Linked DNA regions of Homo sapiens: region 2 is linked to region 1. Evidence: chromatin loops called from intact Hi-C (ENCODE). Cell type or tissue: PC-9. All regions are shown on one strand. Links, peaks and the distances in the headings refer to the core of each region. The heading gives the core; the rest is flanking DNA.

What was found. Hi-C counts contacts between places; a loop is a spot of excess contacts. Peaks named below come from ENCODE experiments on the same cell type or tissue, not always from the same donor. Only the 100,000 strongest peaks of a DNase experiment are listed, where the experiment ranks them.
Region 2: it touches region 1 in a loop (10-fold over the local background); 11 of 110 quality-filtered maps call a loop at or near these places.

What each region holds. Positions count from the first base shown.
Region 1 is chr6:166,935,996-166,944,338 of GRCh38, forward strand. RNASET2 (ribonuclease T2) reads right to left here. Exons shown (of 9, transcript NM_003730.6): 5 at 7,024-7,094; 6 at 2,900-3,013. It also overlaps the pseudogene LOC105378119. Among named protein-coding and RNA genes, the nearest start is that of RNASET2, 16 kb to the right of the region's middle. RefSeq lists an enhancer at 4,900-5,400. In PC-9, for the core only: no CTCF peak of the experiment used is centred there; a DNase peak (open chromatin) is centred at 4,896; H3K27ac peaks cover 2,184 bases.
Region 2 is chr6:166,873,241-166,881,583 of GRCh38, forward strand. LOC124901461 (a long non-coding RNA gene) reads right to left here. Exons shown (of 2, transcript XR_007059867.1): 2 at 4,183-4,507. Among named protein-coding and RNA genes, the nearest start is that of RPS6KA2-AS1, 26 kb to the right of the region's middle. In PC-9, for the core only: no CTCF peak of the experiment used is centred there; a DNase peak (open chromatin) is centred at 4,861; H3K27ac peaks cover 301 bases.

The DNA.
Region 1 (8,343 bases), core at 85-8,084:
AAAGCCAACCTATGAGAAAAAGATAATTTGTGATACCAGTTTACAAGGAAAAATGAGGGGTCTTAAATTTTGACTTCTTAATTTAATTTTTAGATTAAAATGAAGGCACTAAGAATTATAGATTTCCCTTGGAGAAACTAAGAATATAATTTTCCTATAATTGTTCTTTATAGGTTTTAGCAAACATACTCTCAGTAGTGCTTTGCCCTGGCAGGCCCTCAGTGAACATTTACTGAATGAATGAATGAATGAATGAATGGAGGACGCACCATTCCCATCTACAGCAATGGCAGGGCAGCACTGGGCTCTGCTGAATCCCCACAGGAACTCCAGGACTTAGAGTTTTGCATGTGTCGTGTGTGTGTGTGTGTGTGTGTGTCTCAGTCTGTCTAGTGTCGCTATACAGGAATACCTGAGGCTGGGTAATTTATTTAAAAAAAGAGGTTTTTTTGGCTCAGGGGTCTGCAGGCTGTCCGAGAAGCATGGAACCAGATTCTGCTTCTGGCAAGGGCCTCAGGAAACTTCCGCTCATGGCAGAAGGCAAAGGGGAGCTGGTGTGTACAGAGATCACATGGCCAGAGAGGAAGCCAGGGGTTGGGGGCGGTGCCAGGCTCCTGTTAACAACCAGCTCTCTGGGGAACTGAGTGGGAACTCGCTCACCCCTGCAAGGGGGCATTAACCTACTCATGAGGGATCCTTCCCCGCAGCTCAAACACCTCCCACCTCCACACTGGTGATCAAATTTCAACATGAGATTTGGTGGGGATAAACCAACCACATCCAAACCATAGCAGGAAAGCTACTGAGTTTCAACGAGTGTAAGTAGGAGCCACTTAATAAACTATTTGTTGGATACAGAGATGAATTATTTAGATGATTGATTTTAAAATTTTCAGTAGTATCCATTTATCCTTTCTCTGTTTGATTAAATGAACTGGTTTATGGAGTCAGCCTGGAAAACACCAGCACTCTGCAGCAGGGTCAGGACTGTGAGACCCCTGTTTTGAAACAGAGGGCATCTTTCTTGTCATCTCCAAAGTGGGTCCTACCCTGCCAGTCTTTCAGCAATGTCAGACTTTCTTTTTAACTGCAAGTCTCCTGTGCTCCAGGAGCTACCTAAGACACTCTCTTGGTTAATCCTCATAATGACTTTTTTTTTTGAGACAGTTTTGCTCTTTTCGCACAGGCTGGAGTGCAATGGCACGATCTCAGCTCACTGCAACCTCCACCTCCTGGGTTCAAGCCATTCTCCTGCTTCAGCCTCCCGAGTAGCTGGAATTACAGGCATGCACCACCACACCTGGCTAATTTTTGTATTTTTAGTAGAGATGGGATTTCACCATGTTGGCCAAGCTGGTCTTGAACTCCTGACCTCTGGTGATGCACCCACCTCAGCCTCCCAAAGTGCTGGGATTACATGCATGAGCCACCACACATGGCCCATAATGATTTCTGAACAGCTAATTAGCTACATTTGTTAGGTGAGAAAATGTTTCCTAAAATATTGCTCTTACTGCAAGAAAGCAATGCTTCCTTTATTAAAAACCTAAGATTAAATTACATAGATCAAATTATATACACAAACTATATACAAATCAAAGTGTATAGGTCTGTGTACGTTTCTTAGTGTATATACCTGGTAGTGCAGATTTTAAGAGCTGGAAGAGACTTCAGGGTTGAGGGCAACCTATCCATTTATTTCACAGCATGGAAAAAAGAGCTAGAGGTTAGATACACAAATTGTACAACTAGTTAGTGTCAGAACCAGGATGAAAAGGCACACCTAATGCCACGCGCTCTGGGAGGTGATTTTTAAAGAAGTTTATTCACAGGGCATTCTTTGATGTAATCTTGATCCCCGCTAACCGTGCCAAGCCCCTCTTCTATCAGTGCCTGAGCTCTATCCCACCCAAGTTGCAGCTGTTAGACTGCGTTTCATCAGATGACACAGGAGACCATCTGTGTGAGACGATTTTGTACGTTGAGGAGGCAAAGCACATGTCTAGATAAGCAATGGAGGTTTATTCATCTTTTAAGCAGTTTTGATTCAGAAACCTTAAATACAGCTGATTAGCTAAGGCTCCTGGTATTATTCTGATTTGAAGGAGAATTGCTCTAAAACAAGCTGCGTGAATTCCAAAAGCAGCAACACAGAGGCTGTGCAATTGCCTGTCATGTTTTTCACGACTTCACTGGTTTATTATGACCTCTTATGATGAAGGTCAGTGAGAGCAGCTAAGACGCTGACACCCTGAAACGTCCCGACGGAGAGGTAAGGGCACACCCTGGCTCTCTAGCAACCAGATTCGGACAGTGAGTGGGCTCGGTGTGGCGCTCAGAAGGCACTTTGCTTTACAAGTCAACTGGCTCAAGTGGGACAACGTATTCCACTTCTCAAGAATAGAGGTGAGGGCAGGCAGGGACGATTTAGGCAGGTTGGGGTCATTTCTGGGGCTTAAAGAACCCTGGCCCACATCTCTTTCCTGCCTGCTTGTTCCAGGAGTTCTGCGGCAAAGACCTACAGACTTCCAGAGTTTCCGTCTTTCTAAGGAAACGACTTATTAATGCACTATCCTTTATCAGGAATCATGGCTGAGAACGGCACATGCTGGTTGGAGTCCTCGTTTTCCCTATGGCCGACTCTGATGATGAGATGGTGCCCAGATGGGCATCCCAATACTCTGCACCCACTCTGTGTGATCGTGATGTAGAATGATCTGGAAAGGCTTGGTAGGCTCAGAACATTCCTCAGGAATGATCCCAGTAGCCGAATAGTGCACATGCAGAAGCTGCTGGAGGGCAGTGAGGTCTACACCCACTCCCCTGGATCCAGCTGTCAGGCTTGGGCGACAGCAGAGATCCCCACTGGGAAGTGCAGCCGGGGGAAGGGCGCACCCACCTGTTGAGGTCCAGCTCCCTGTAGAGTTCCAGGCTTCTGCCAAAGTACTTCTTCTGGGAGTTGAGCGCATCCACCTGGGCGGCGCAGGTCCCATGCTTTTCCCACTCATGCTTCCTGTGAGGATTAGGAAAAATCTCCACTTAAAAGTAGTGAAACAGGCTGCGTGCAGTGGCTCATGCCTGTAATCCCAACACTTTGGGAGGCTGAAGGGGGTGGATCACCTGAGATCAGGAGTTTGAGACCAGCCTGACCAACATGGTGAAACTGTCTCTACTAAAAATACAAAAAAATTAGCCGAGTGTGGTGGCAGGTGCCTGAGATCCCAGCTACTCAGGAGGCTGAGGAGGAGAATCGCTTGAACCCGGGAGGCAGAGGTTGCAGTGAGCCAAGATCATGCCATTGCACTATAGCCTGGGCAAGAGACAAACTCCATCTCAAAAAAAAAGTAATGAAACTGATTCCCAATTAAAATGCTCAAGCATGTTTTCTCTCAGCACAGACTATTCCCATGTGGTAGGCATGTCATTTCTTTTACAAAGTAGGAAGGATAAAATTCCTTATTTGCAACATAGGCAATTATTTCAATCCCCCACGATTAAATAATCAGTTTCAGTTCACGTCTACAATTACAGCTTGCTCAATTAACAACAAATCAAAGCTGAGAAAAAAGAACATGCTGCTGCCCCAACCCCCACTGATTCACAAAGCAACGTGTGGTCTCCTGCAGTGAGTGGGTGCTTTGCAGTCAGGGAATTTCGCAGAGTGGCACAAACTGTCATTTCTAAGCAACCAGCCATGGAAAGGCAGGACAGCTAATTACCAGGAAACACCTCAGGCCCATTTTCCATTTCAGCTTCTACAAATTATAGTTTAAGCATCCATTCTACATAGAGGACAATAAGAACAACTGAATAGCCTATAACTAAAGGGCTGCACGTGAACAGCAATTTGTATTCCAGAAAAATGTGGTCACTGAGAATGATTCCTGATATTTTACTGCAGATTAAAGGTTTACAAAAATCTTTCACGTTCTTCGTTTGGTTCTCAAAACTCTGCAAGGCGGAAATATCACTGCTAGTTTACAGACAGGGAATGGAAGCCCAGAAGGGCCAGGGGACTTGCTGAAGGTCACTCAGAGCCTGCCCTTGAAGGCCACGCTCAAGTCCAAGGTCAGCGCCCTTCCCACTGCACTGGGCTGTCATCCAATCAACTGCTGACGAGATTGACAGCCACCTTCAGAATGACTGGCGTGTCATCAGATGTTTATCATCTTTAGCATGAAAAGACAAAATGGGAATCAGATTTCCTCAGCTTTATTGGTGATGAATTCATGAAGTTTTAATAAATAACATTCATGCAACCACTTATAAAGCACTTATATGCAGTCTTAAAAACACAATCTAAATGTGCATTAATTCACTGGCAAAATTCATCCAAAATACTAGTTTTAAATAATTCCTATTGATTTAACTCTCAGAAAATGATGAAAAGTTGAAAACAGGAACGATGAAAGTGGATGAGTAACTGTCTTCATCTAGAAGCCTTTCCAGAGCAAATTACCTGATAACTTCCTATATCCTATAAGGTAGAAAAAGGAGATTATTTTAAACTAATTGAAATGTAACCTGAATTCCAGGTGACTTAGTTTCTATAAAACAGGGGTAATTCTGCAGGTGAGATGAGGTGTGCTGAGCCCTTCCACATGAATGAAAACAGTTCCTGGCTCACAATAAACAGTAAATGTCAGCCATCATTATTCCTGGAGCAAGCTTAACTCAACAGATGTTGGAAATAGATTGATATTCATGGAGCTCACAGCATTCACTCACACTTCATTTGGACTGGACCTTTTTTTTTTAAGCATCAGAACGGTCAGTCACCAATGCGAAGTGACTCAGCGTGTTGCCCTCTGTGCTGAGAGACACCCTGACTCACCCACCAAGAGCAGATGCAGCCAGGAGCGGATGTCCCAGGCTCACCCACCCACTGTCACCCAGCCCGCTCGGCCACAACAGGCAGCCAGTCCTCGGGGCTGGTTATGCCCAAAGACACATTCCACAGCAGTGCTGTGACACCTTCCCCTGCCCAAGGAGCAGAGGTGGAGAAGCCAGAGGCCAACCCCCATGGAGTTAGTCAGGTGACTTGAGTGATAGGCACAGGACTGGGTGACACAGCCCAGACAGGAGCTCCTCCCTAGCTGATATTTTGTATTTAGGAGCACTCAAAAATATAAATATTAATTTGTGTGTGAGATTTATCTTTTTCATTTAGAACCAGTTTTTTAAGTGTGTAATTCAACTATCAACCTGAAAATTTAAAGTAAGTCATCTTGCCTTTATCAGAGCCCAAAAATAAATGCATACTGTGCCCACACTGTTTTGATTAAATGCTCAAGACCCAGCTCACTGAAGGCCTTTGCATGTTTGCTGATTTATTTTAAGCCATTTAGCTAAAATCTGACAGACTCTATCATGGAACATTGTAACAACTGGAAAAATTCTCTTTCACATAACTCAGTTACCATAAACTCATCATCTGAAGTACACTGTGAAGTGACATATAATTTTTTTTCCTATCTTCTTCCATTCCAACTTATCATGGCCATTATTTTGAAATAATTTTCTAGAACACAGGCTGTGCAGAACAGGTGACTGAGACCTGAACCATTCACCACCCGAATTTTCAAGGGTGATTCAACGCACAGACTGAGGGTCCATGAATCCTAAGGCCACTTCACTGCCACACCGATGAACCAGAAAGGGGGACATCACTTCCATTTCATTTTGTTTTCAAAAGCTTTCTTCTAAACTTAACTTTTAATTTTCCTGAAAATTATACACAAAAATATTTCTAGGTTAATCTTCCCACCTAAAATTTGATGGGTTGTAATCTGAATTATAAATTGCAATATTGAAGTGGGATAGAGAAAATAATTACCTTCAGTTAATATAATGTTAATACAAGGAATTTAACTTTATGTTCTTAAAAAAGCCAGGATTTTAAAAGCTATCTTGAATTCAACATGGCGTTTATGCCCTAGGCTTAGCTTCTGCTGAACTTAAAGGTGCTTCACTATGACTGAGGTCTCAGCCTCACATGCTAAGTCTCACTTTCTCTCCTCCCTAAGTCATAGGCATGAGATCATCATTTTAGAAGACATCTTCTTTTTTTTTTTTGAGATGGAATCTTGCCCTGTTGCCCGGGCTGGAGTACAGTGGTGCAATCTCGGCTCACTGCAACCTCCATCCCCTGAATTCAATTGATTCTCCTGCCTCAGCCTCCCAAGTAGCTGGGATTACAAGCGTACGCCATCATGCCCAGCTAATTTTTGTATTTTTAGTAGAGATGGGGTTTTGCCATGTTGGCCAGGCTGGTCTCGAACTCCTGACCTCAAGTGATCCACCTGCCTTGGCCTTCCAAAGTGCTGGGATTACAGGTGTGAACCACTGTGCCTGGTCTCTTTTTTCTTAATGTATTTGAAGACAGGAGCACAATTTCCTTAAGAAATATTCTCTCCTGTCTGATATGGACTAATTCTTAGATATGCAAGCATTGGACTTTGTTAAGCCTCAGAAGAGAAAATTTGTATCTTTATTTTGTTTTTGAGACAGGGTCTCACCCTGTCACCTAGGCTAGTTATCACCCCAGCTGATCACAGCTCATTGCAACCTTGATCTCCCGGGACCACAGCCGCACAATACCACATCTAGCTGACCTTTTAAATTTTTGGTAGAGGTGGCATTTTGTCATGTTACCAGGCTGGTCTCAAACTCCTCAGCTCAAGCAATCCACCCGCCTCAGCCTCCCAAAGTGCTAGGATTACAGGCACGAGCCATTGTGACTGGCCGAGAAAAGTTTTAAAGCAAAGTAATAAATACCATACAGGTTAGAAAACAGGCTTATATGGTAAATTCCACTTGCTTTCAATTTTTTATACATTGGAGAAAGGCACCAAAAATGCCGTAACAGAATCATATCTCATAAAAGGTTGTTCAAACTGCTCAGCCCCAGAAGACAGATTCTGTTATCTTGCTTCCCACACAGTTTCCACTTCTAGCGATTCATCACGCTCCCCACACCCGCTCAGACAGTAATCAAGACAGCAATCAGAGGCTGGGACTTACCAGAAGCGGCTGCGATTGGGAAACGAGTGAATTACGTCAGGCCAGTATGCCCTCATTTCTGGCAAAAGATCCTATGCATTAAAAAATAAAATAAGTCTACGCAGGTTCTTAATAATAAACTCAAAACCTAGAAGGTAAATTTGATAAACTGACACCAAAGAATTGAGCTCTGCTAATTAACAATACTTTGGTGAATAAAATAATCCTATGCTTATTTTGTATGAAGTGTTTGTTAAGATATATCTACAAGTGCAATTTGAGTAATCATAAAACTGCACACGAAAATACAAGCTGTTATAGGTGAAGGGATAAAGTGTACATCCAAACAATGGAATATTTTCAGCAACAAAAACCAATGAGCCGTCGAGTCATGAAAAGACACTGGAGGAACTGCAAACATACATTGCTAAGTGCAAGAAGCCAGTCTGCAGAGGCTACATACTGTATGATTCCAACGACGTGACAATTTGGAAAAGGTAGTCTTAAGAGACAGGAATGAGATTCGCGGTTGCTTGGGGGTTCAAGGGGAGGAAGAAGGGGAGGTATGGCTCAGGGGGTTTAGGGCCAGCGGCTGCTCCAGAGCACACTGGGTGGGACTTGCTCTCCTGCATTTGTCCAAAGCCGCACAACACAGGAGTAAACCCTAATGTTAATGCTAAACTTTATTTAATAATAAAGTATCAGTATCAGTTCATTAATTGTAACAAATGTAACACACTATAGAAGATGTTAATGATTGGGAGAGTTGAGGGGGAAGGGAGTGAACTGTCTGTAATCTCCATCCAATTTTTCTGTAAACCTATAACTGTTCTAAAAACATTGGCCGGGCACGGTGGCTCACGCCTGTAATCCCAGCACTTTCGGAGGCCGATGCGGGCGGATCACGAGGTCAGGAGATCGAGACCATCCTGGCCAACCTGGTGAAACCCTGTCTCTACTAAAAATACAAAAATTAGCTGGGCACGGTGCCACATGCCTGTAATCCCAGCTACTCAGGAGGCTGAGGCAGGAGAATCGCTTGAACCAGGGAGTCGGAGGTTGCAGTGAGCCGAGATTGCGCCACTGCACTCCAGCCTGGCGACAGAGTGAGACTCCATCTTAAAAAAAAACAAAACGAAACCATCAGTTAAAACAAACAAACAAACAAAGGACAAGCTCTCCTTTTCCCAGAGAAGAGCTTGTGTGAGCTGGGCAGCCTGGGCACCAGTCGCGCTAAATCCAACAGAACTGGAGTTTACTTTTCTATTTCTACACACCCTCTACACCAAAAAAACCCCAAAAAGGTCAGTAAAAAGGTGCTTAACAAACTTCGGATAACTT
Region 2 (8,343 bases), core at 36-8,035, 63 kb before region 1:
ATTGGAGCTTGTGGAAGTTTCTCTGCATTGTCAGATGCTGATCCCCCATCAATATAAATCTTTGCCCTTCTTAAAAAATATTTTCTAATGAACTTTTGAAAAGCTAGAGGAAAAGGAAGTGCTATAAATATCCATGAATATATGTAATTTTTTAAATCTCTGGATCGTGTGCATTGCTTATCTGATAGAGCAGATCTGGGGACATGGCTGGAGTGAGATGGGATGCCCGTCAGTCACCCCTCCTCTTGGGAGTGGGGCACAGTGGGGTGGAGTGGGTGGTCAGCATGAGTCTGGCCAGGAACATTTCCATGGAGGCCCACGTGACACATGTGAGCCCCAGGACTTGGGGAACTCTGACCTCCCCTCTTCTGCGTCAGCCTTTCCCCCTCCCCTCATGAGCACAAAGCCCCCAGACCTTGGAAGGCATGAATACAAACATGCACTAGACCAGCATTGTGCCAGAGACAAAGACAACTCACCTGAAACCAGAGATTCCTCCAGCACAAGCGAAGTGAGGGCTGACAGACGTGGCTATGGAGGGCTCTCTCCACTGCCCAAACGGCGAGACTCATCCACCTCCTAAATCTCAGCCAAGGGAAGTAGGTCCTTCCCTGATGCTCCTGAGACTGCCCAACAAATGGTCAGAACTGCAGCCTCTTTCAGGCAACCCCTATCACGCCAGCCAGGTTTTTCTTATCTGTAGTTACCCTATAGGTAAAGGAAATAGATGGGCAGGGCTGCTTCTAGCAAGATAGCTCTTTTTCATAATGACTGACAAGCTAATATAGCTAAAACGAAATTAATAAAATAATGTCCATGGTTCCCTAGTATTTATAACTTCTGTACATTTTCATTTCACAGACCGTTCATATGCCCAGGTTCCTTTGCACCTGGTCTGGACAAAACAGACAAAAATCTTTGCCCGGGTTCCGTTTTAGTTGGAGGAAAGCAAGAAAAAAAAAAAAAAAAAGAAGTACTGGACAGTGTGTCCTGAGGTGGGCAGAGAAGGTGGATGGAGCATGTCGGGCAGGGGTGGGACCTTAGCTGGAGCGGCCAGGGAAGCGCTCACTGAGATGACATCAGCGAGGACTCCAGGCCAGGCAGGGGACTTGGTTGTGGTGTCGGGCGGAAGAGCAGTCCTGGCAGCAAGCACAAGAGTCCGAGGCATGGGAGGGGGACACCTGGCAGGTGCAAGGAACAGCAGGGGGTGAACGTGGCTGGTGAAGGGTGAGCAAATCCAGAGGAGCAGGAACTACAGGGAAGAAATGCCTGCAGGGAACATACTGTCTTGTAACAGCATCTTAAAAATGTTTCCCATCTTTTAAAACATAGCCTAGTGAAAATGTTTTCCAATGTTATAACAGCCCTCAAAATTACATTTCTGTGTAAGATTCCATTCTATTGACATATCTTCATGCATGGAATCATTCCTCATAGGGGAATATTTTTGTTTCAGTTAACATCTCTGTGCATAAGGCTTTTGCCCTATGCTTAGGACAAGCCCCCAAATGCGACCTTCCTTGGTAAATGATTATGAGCATTTTTTACCTCATAAAATAAAAAAAAAACACCCTAAAATACAGTAAAGTATGTTTTAACAGAGGGTCCTCTTACAAATAGGAAAAATGAGCTTTGCTTCTGCGAGTGATTTTTAAAAAGTGACCTGAAAGATCTTCCCAACTCAAACATATTTTCCATTTTGATCTTTTATTATGAAAGCTTATTGGGGAGTATTAAAGGATTGACTTACTGACCCAAATAAATTAAGAGATGCCACATTTCTGGCTAGGAAAACTGAAAAGTTTAAACATGTGTATTCTACTAAAATTAATCTGAATTTCATTGTGGCTATAATCAAATCAAACTGTGATTTATGACTTAAGAAAATAAGCAAGAGTTTAAAACTAAACAAGAATGAAAAGGATAAGAATACCAGGAACAACACCTGCGCTGCCAGGTGTAATATTTATAGAAACTTTAAAGGCACACAGATGAAAGTGGAGTGGGAGCAGAACAAATACACATAGATCAATGGGAAAGAACAGTTCAACTCGTAACTAGGGTAAATATATATGGACTTAAAATGTGGTAGAAAAATACTGTACACAAATTACAAAGTGACAGAATTTTTATGAGTGTTGTGTTGTGGGGGATATTGGCCATTTGGAAAAAAAATTAGTTTAAAATCTTATTTCCCAAATACATAAAATTAGGGATAAACTCTATATTGTAAAAAATGTGAAATCATAGCAAGAAGAAAAAAAGGTGAATATTTATCTGACTTGGTTTGAAAATAACATTTTAAGCATAAAAAAAGGAATAAATTTCAAAAAATTGACTAATAGATATGTCTACATAAAATGTAAAGAGTGTAATTAATATTCCAAAGTAACATAAAGGTTTGCAACAATCACTTTTTGATAACTTATGTAATATAAGATTTGAAATAAGTGGACAAATATACATCTTCATCAATGTGAATATATTTATAAAATCTTCCCTTTCCTTTTTGCTTAGAAACAAAAACTTACCTTTCTACTGATTTGGGAGGAGGCAGTCTTTTTTAAAAACATGAAATCTAAGCATTATCCGTATATTTCATTATGTGTCTGTATACTTTTGATGTTTTCTACTACTTTTTAATGAACCATCTGTCCAAAATTTATTTTCAAAATTGAGAAATCAGTAATTGGGTGAATTATAGACTCGTTTTTTTATTGCATTATTGGTTGTGATTTAACTGTTGCCATCTGAGCTAAGGGCTGTGAGAAATGAGGAGGCAACTGCAGGCTAGCAAATCATGTCCTCAACAAGCAGCTCAAGACAATCAGGTGGAATGTAAGAGCAGTCCTGAAATCCGTGGTGTTTTTGAGAAGCCAGAAATGTGCATTACTTTGTAGACTTGGAGGAAATTTTCAAGAGGATAGAAAACACGCACACACACACACACACATTCACACACAACTAGATTCAACTGAGTCGGATCAGAACAAGAGCAGACTAGAACACGATACTCACAAGAGCTAAAAGGATAGGGAAGCCAGCGGCCAGCATTTGAGGCGATGACTTGACATACAAACGTAACCACGTGAATAAAGGGAAGGTGTTAAGTCCAGGTATGGGGAAGAGCACAGGGCTTGGAGTAAAATGACTGAAAACTCCACACCCTGGCTCCGCGATTTCATTAGCATGTGATCTAAGTGGGTGGCTTCCTTTCTCTGACCTTCTCTTTCCTCCACAGAAATAAGAGTATTAGCATTATCATCAACAACAACATCAACCACATGTGTCTAATACCACAGCCCCAGGGTGATCAATGAATTTCCCTACCACCAGGGCTGAGCTGGCAGAAGGAATGTTTCCCTCTTAAGCTACGAGCAGCACAGAAACCAAGGAATGACATAAACCCAGAGCCCAGGAAGGAAGGGCATGCCAAACGCCTCCCGAAAGCTGCTCTGTGGCTCCGAAGGGCAGGGAGCTAAGTGCATGGAACACCTGGCATGAGTGGGGAGGAGTGGGCTCTACTGGGCCGAAAAAGCATTGTTCCCAGTTGCTGGTCTTCATGGCTTGCTGCCACCTCGTGAGTGGGAACATCAGCTGGGTATAGAGTGACAGAGATCCTTCACCTCTATCAATCTCACCAAATTGACGCAGGGATCAAATATACTTGTGAGGGTAAGGAGTTTTTGAATATCACAATTAACTATACAAATATTAATTTGTTCTATCATTATTGGCAAATGATTACTCATCCATCAACTTTTATCTCAACATTTGCTTCTTCTGGAGGCTTTCCAGTATTTTTTTCAACGCCATTGTGTATGGCTGTGCAGGTATTACAGTGCACAACTCTAGAGGGCTACAATGTCAGTGGTGCTCAGCACTGCCCTGTGTACAGCCTACACAGTTGTATGCAGAGCCCTGACCCCCATGCAGAGATTTATGCAACATTTCTCTTAAATCCACACTGCACTTTATGAGGGCCTCTAGAACAATTGCCTACAGATACTATACTTAATGCAACATTTGTTCTCTGATGCTTTACTCCCACCTGTTCACTCTTCTGGCCTAAAATTACAGGATTTGAGAATAGAGACTTTTGTTTTTAAAATGTTTATCTCTAACACTTGCAAAGTACCTGGAAATTTGCTTAATAAATTAATAATATGAATTATTACATTATAACTTGAAAGCTGCTTTTATTACAGAATGATCTGTCAACAAAAAGGGTCAAACTCTGTACAACATTTGAAGAGATTTATTGTGAGCCGAATATGACTCATCAATATTCTGTGACCCAGGAGATGCTGAGAACATGTGCACAAGGTGGTCAGGATACAGCTTGGTTGCATACCTTTTATGGAGACATAGACATCAATCGATCAACCTACATTGGTTTGGTCTGGAAAGCTGGGACAACTTGAAGCAGGGGCCTCCAGGTCATAGGTGGATTCAAGAATTTTCTAATTGGCAATTGATTGAAAGAGTTAAGTGATTGTCTAAAGACCTAGAATCAATAGAAGGGAATGTCTGGGTTAAGATAAGCGGTTGTAGAGAACAAGATTCCCCTTATGCAAACAGAATCAATAGAAGAGAATGTTTCTTATTAGACTTAAAAAGTCTTTTCTATCAGTCTTAAAGTCTCTGTTTTAATGTTAATGCTGGTCATCTGTGCCTGAATTCCACTGGGAGGTGTACATAACGAGGCATGTCTAACCCCCACTTTCCCTCATGGCCTGAACTAGTTTTTCAGGTTAACTTTGGAATGCCCTTGGCTGAGGGGAGGGTCCATCAGATGGTTCAGGTGCTTAGAATTTTATTTTTGGTTTACAGATCAAATGCCCTTTAAGGTAGGACTGTATGCCAAGTGGTCGCAATGTCTGTTCCCTTAACCACAAATATCTTGTGAGTAAGAAAGCCTAACCTCCTAGGAATGTAGCCCAAGTCTCAGCCTCATTTTTCCCAGCCCCTCTTCAAGATGGAGTTGCCCTGATTCAAATACCTTTGACAACAGGGCTAGATAGAGTAGGTCAGGCAAGAGATATGTAACTGGACCAAATGGTGTGGAAGATGGTAAGATGGGTTAACTAGGAAAGATTTCAGGATTGACCCAGCCTGGGGACAGTCTAGAAAGAACCAGAGCATTAAGAAGAAAGGTGAGAAGATATTTTTACATTGGTTGAAAATACCAGTAGGGATCCTGTTAAGGATTAAATTACCTACAAAAATAATAATATAGTTTGGTTTCATCTCTAATAGACCAAACCTCCTGAAAGTAATAATCATTGACTAAGTAAAAAATACAAAACAACTACCTGAAAGCTGTGAGAGTATACCAAGGCAGGCAGATTTGCAAGGGAGACACAATTTAAAAGAAAGGAATATCACATTGTGAGTTTTTCATTATATAATTCTTAGTCATAGTCACAGTACGGCACAACTAAAACACAAGTTGAAAACCCATACTCAGAGACTTCTATTTCCGGCTGTGATGAAGGAAGAGTGCTAGATTTGTCCTCCTGCCTTAAACAAAAAGATATATAAAATAAATATATTTTCCAAAATATATAAAACAATGGATATGAGTCATATTTTTCTGCGTTTCTTTTGCATAGTTGTTAATTTTTTTATTGGATGCTAGACATTTAAAATTTCAACACAGGACAGAAATCTCATCTGGGAGAAAGGGAACAGATAATGTAAGCCCTAACGTTGTCCTATATCAATGCCTGGATAGAGTTTCTAGGTGACAGGGCAAGAAGCAGAGCCCAAACAGAGCCTGGTGGTCCCCCTGAATTGAGGTGACAGAGTTTGGGGTTTAGGGAGTCCAAAGCAGCTAGAATCTGTGGGATAAAAACCAAGGAGGATAGAGCTCCAGAAATAGGAAGAGAGGTGCCCTTGAAAGTGTGACTGATAATGATCTGAGCATGTATATGAAGAAAATACAAAGGCAAGTGAAAGAATCATTGTAAAGGAGTAGGTGGTACAATCCCTGGAGCTTACACAGGGATGAGAATAGTTTGTTTTCACCAGCCAGAGTTAAAAGCCACCCAATACATAAGGCATCAGTAGAATCTTCAAAAGAACATTGCCTTAGTAATAGAAATAAATTAGCCCTAGACTAAGGCTGCCATGGGCCCATGCTACAGAGCCTTACAGCAAGATTTGAACAGATTAAAATAATTACAAGTAACTAAACTGCATCCCAAAGTTCTGCAATATTTAAAATAATACAACAAAATTGAGTACCCAAAAATGTTAAATTTAAAATGTTCAGCACCCAGTCAAAAATTATTAGGCATCCAAAGAAACAAGAAGATATGATCCATAACCAGGAGAAAAATCACTCAAAGAAACACTCAGAAATGACAGAGATGACAGAAGTAATAGAAAATATATTAAAATAGCTATTATAAATATAAATATATATATCATGTTTAAAAAGCTTAAACATGATGAGCAGAAGAACCAAAAATATAAAAAACAAATGAAATGTCTATATATGAAAATAAATTATTTGAAATGAAAAACACACTGAATGAAACTAAGTGCTGACTAGACATTGAAGAAGAAAATATCTATACATTTTGAAGACATAACAATAGAAACTATTCAAAATAAAAGAAGGAGGGGAAAAGACTGAAAAAAAATGAACAAAGCAACAATGATCTCTGGGACGATATCAAGTGGTAAGAGGCAGGAATAACTGGAGACCCAGAAGGAGCAAAGGGGAGGAGATACAAGAAAATATTTAATAAAATATGGCTAAAATTTTTTCAAGTTTGATAACAAGCTGTAAATTCACAGATCTAAGAAGTCCAAAGTACTACACATTAAAAAAAAATAGCATATCACGGTCAAATCTCCATAAACCATCAAGAAAAGAAAATCTTAAAAACAACCAGAAGAAAAAAAGTATATACAGAAGCAAAGATAATTACAGCAGACTTCTTGTCTGAAATTATGTAAGGCAAAGAACCAAAAAACCAAAACAACAACAACAACAAAAAAAAAACAACAAAAAAGAAACAGTGGTATGGCAGTATTAAAGTAGTGGGAAAAGGTCAGCCTAGAATTCTATATGCAGAAAAATATCTTTCTAAAATGAAAGTAAAATAACTTTTTTCAGACAAACAAAACTTGCCAAAGCACATATACTATGAAGAATCAATTTATAATATATAGTACATATACTATAAATGGCAAAGCTGCAGAGAAAAACAGAATGCATACATTGCTGGTAGATATGTAAATTAGTTCAGCCATTGTAGAAAGCAGTGTGGCAACTTCTCAAAGAACTTAAAACAGAAGTACCATTCAACTCAGCAATCCCATTACTGGGTATACACCCAAAGAAATACACATCATTCTACCATAAAGACACACGCATGCATATGTTCTTTCAGCACTATTTACAATAGCAAACACATACAATCAACCTAATGCTCATCAATAGTAGACTGAAAAAAAAGAAATGTGGCACACATACACCATGGAATACTACATAGCCATAAACAAAATGAGATCATGTTCTTTGCAGCAACAAGGATGGAACTGGAGGCCATAATCCTAAGTGAACTAAAGCAGGAATAGAAAACCAAATACTGCATGTTCTCACTTATAAGTGGGAGCTAAACGTTGAGTACATATGGACACAAAGAAGGGAAAAACAGACACTGGGCCCTACTGGAAGGTGGGGGGGTGGGAGGAGTGACAGGGTCAAAACACTACCTATTGGGTACTATGCTTACTACCTGGATGACTAAATAATCTGTACACCAAACCCCCATGATATGCAATTTACCTATATAAGAAACCTGCACATGTACCCTGATCCTAAAATAAAAGTTAATAAATATCTCCTCCAAAAAAAAAGAATTGAAAGTTCTTCAGAAAGAGAAAATAAGACATCAGACAGTAATTCAAACCTAGAAAAGAAATCAAAGTAATTTAAAATGAGTATGTAAATCAATAGAAAAGATTGTTTAATTTTTAAAATATCTTAATGCTAATTAAAAGAAAAATAATAACATATTGTGTCATCTATAACATATAGAAGCAAATATAGACAATAATAGCAAACAGGATAGGAAGGAAGAAAGGGAAGTATTTCTTGTAAGGACCAAACATTTCAATAAGTATGAAATGTTATAATAATCTTTGAAGTTATAATGTAATATTGCTAGAGCAATTATTATAAAAATAGGGTGTACAATTACTAAGCCAATAGTAGGGTTAAAGCTGAGTCATAAAATACTCAATTATTCCAAAAAAACAAGGAAGGAAAAGAGGGGTGGAAGGAACAAAGAACAAATAAGAAAAATATAAAATAATAGAAAATAT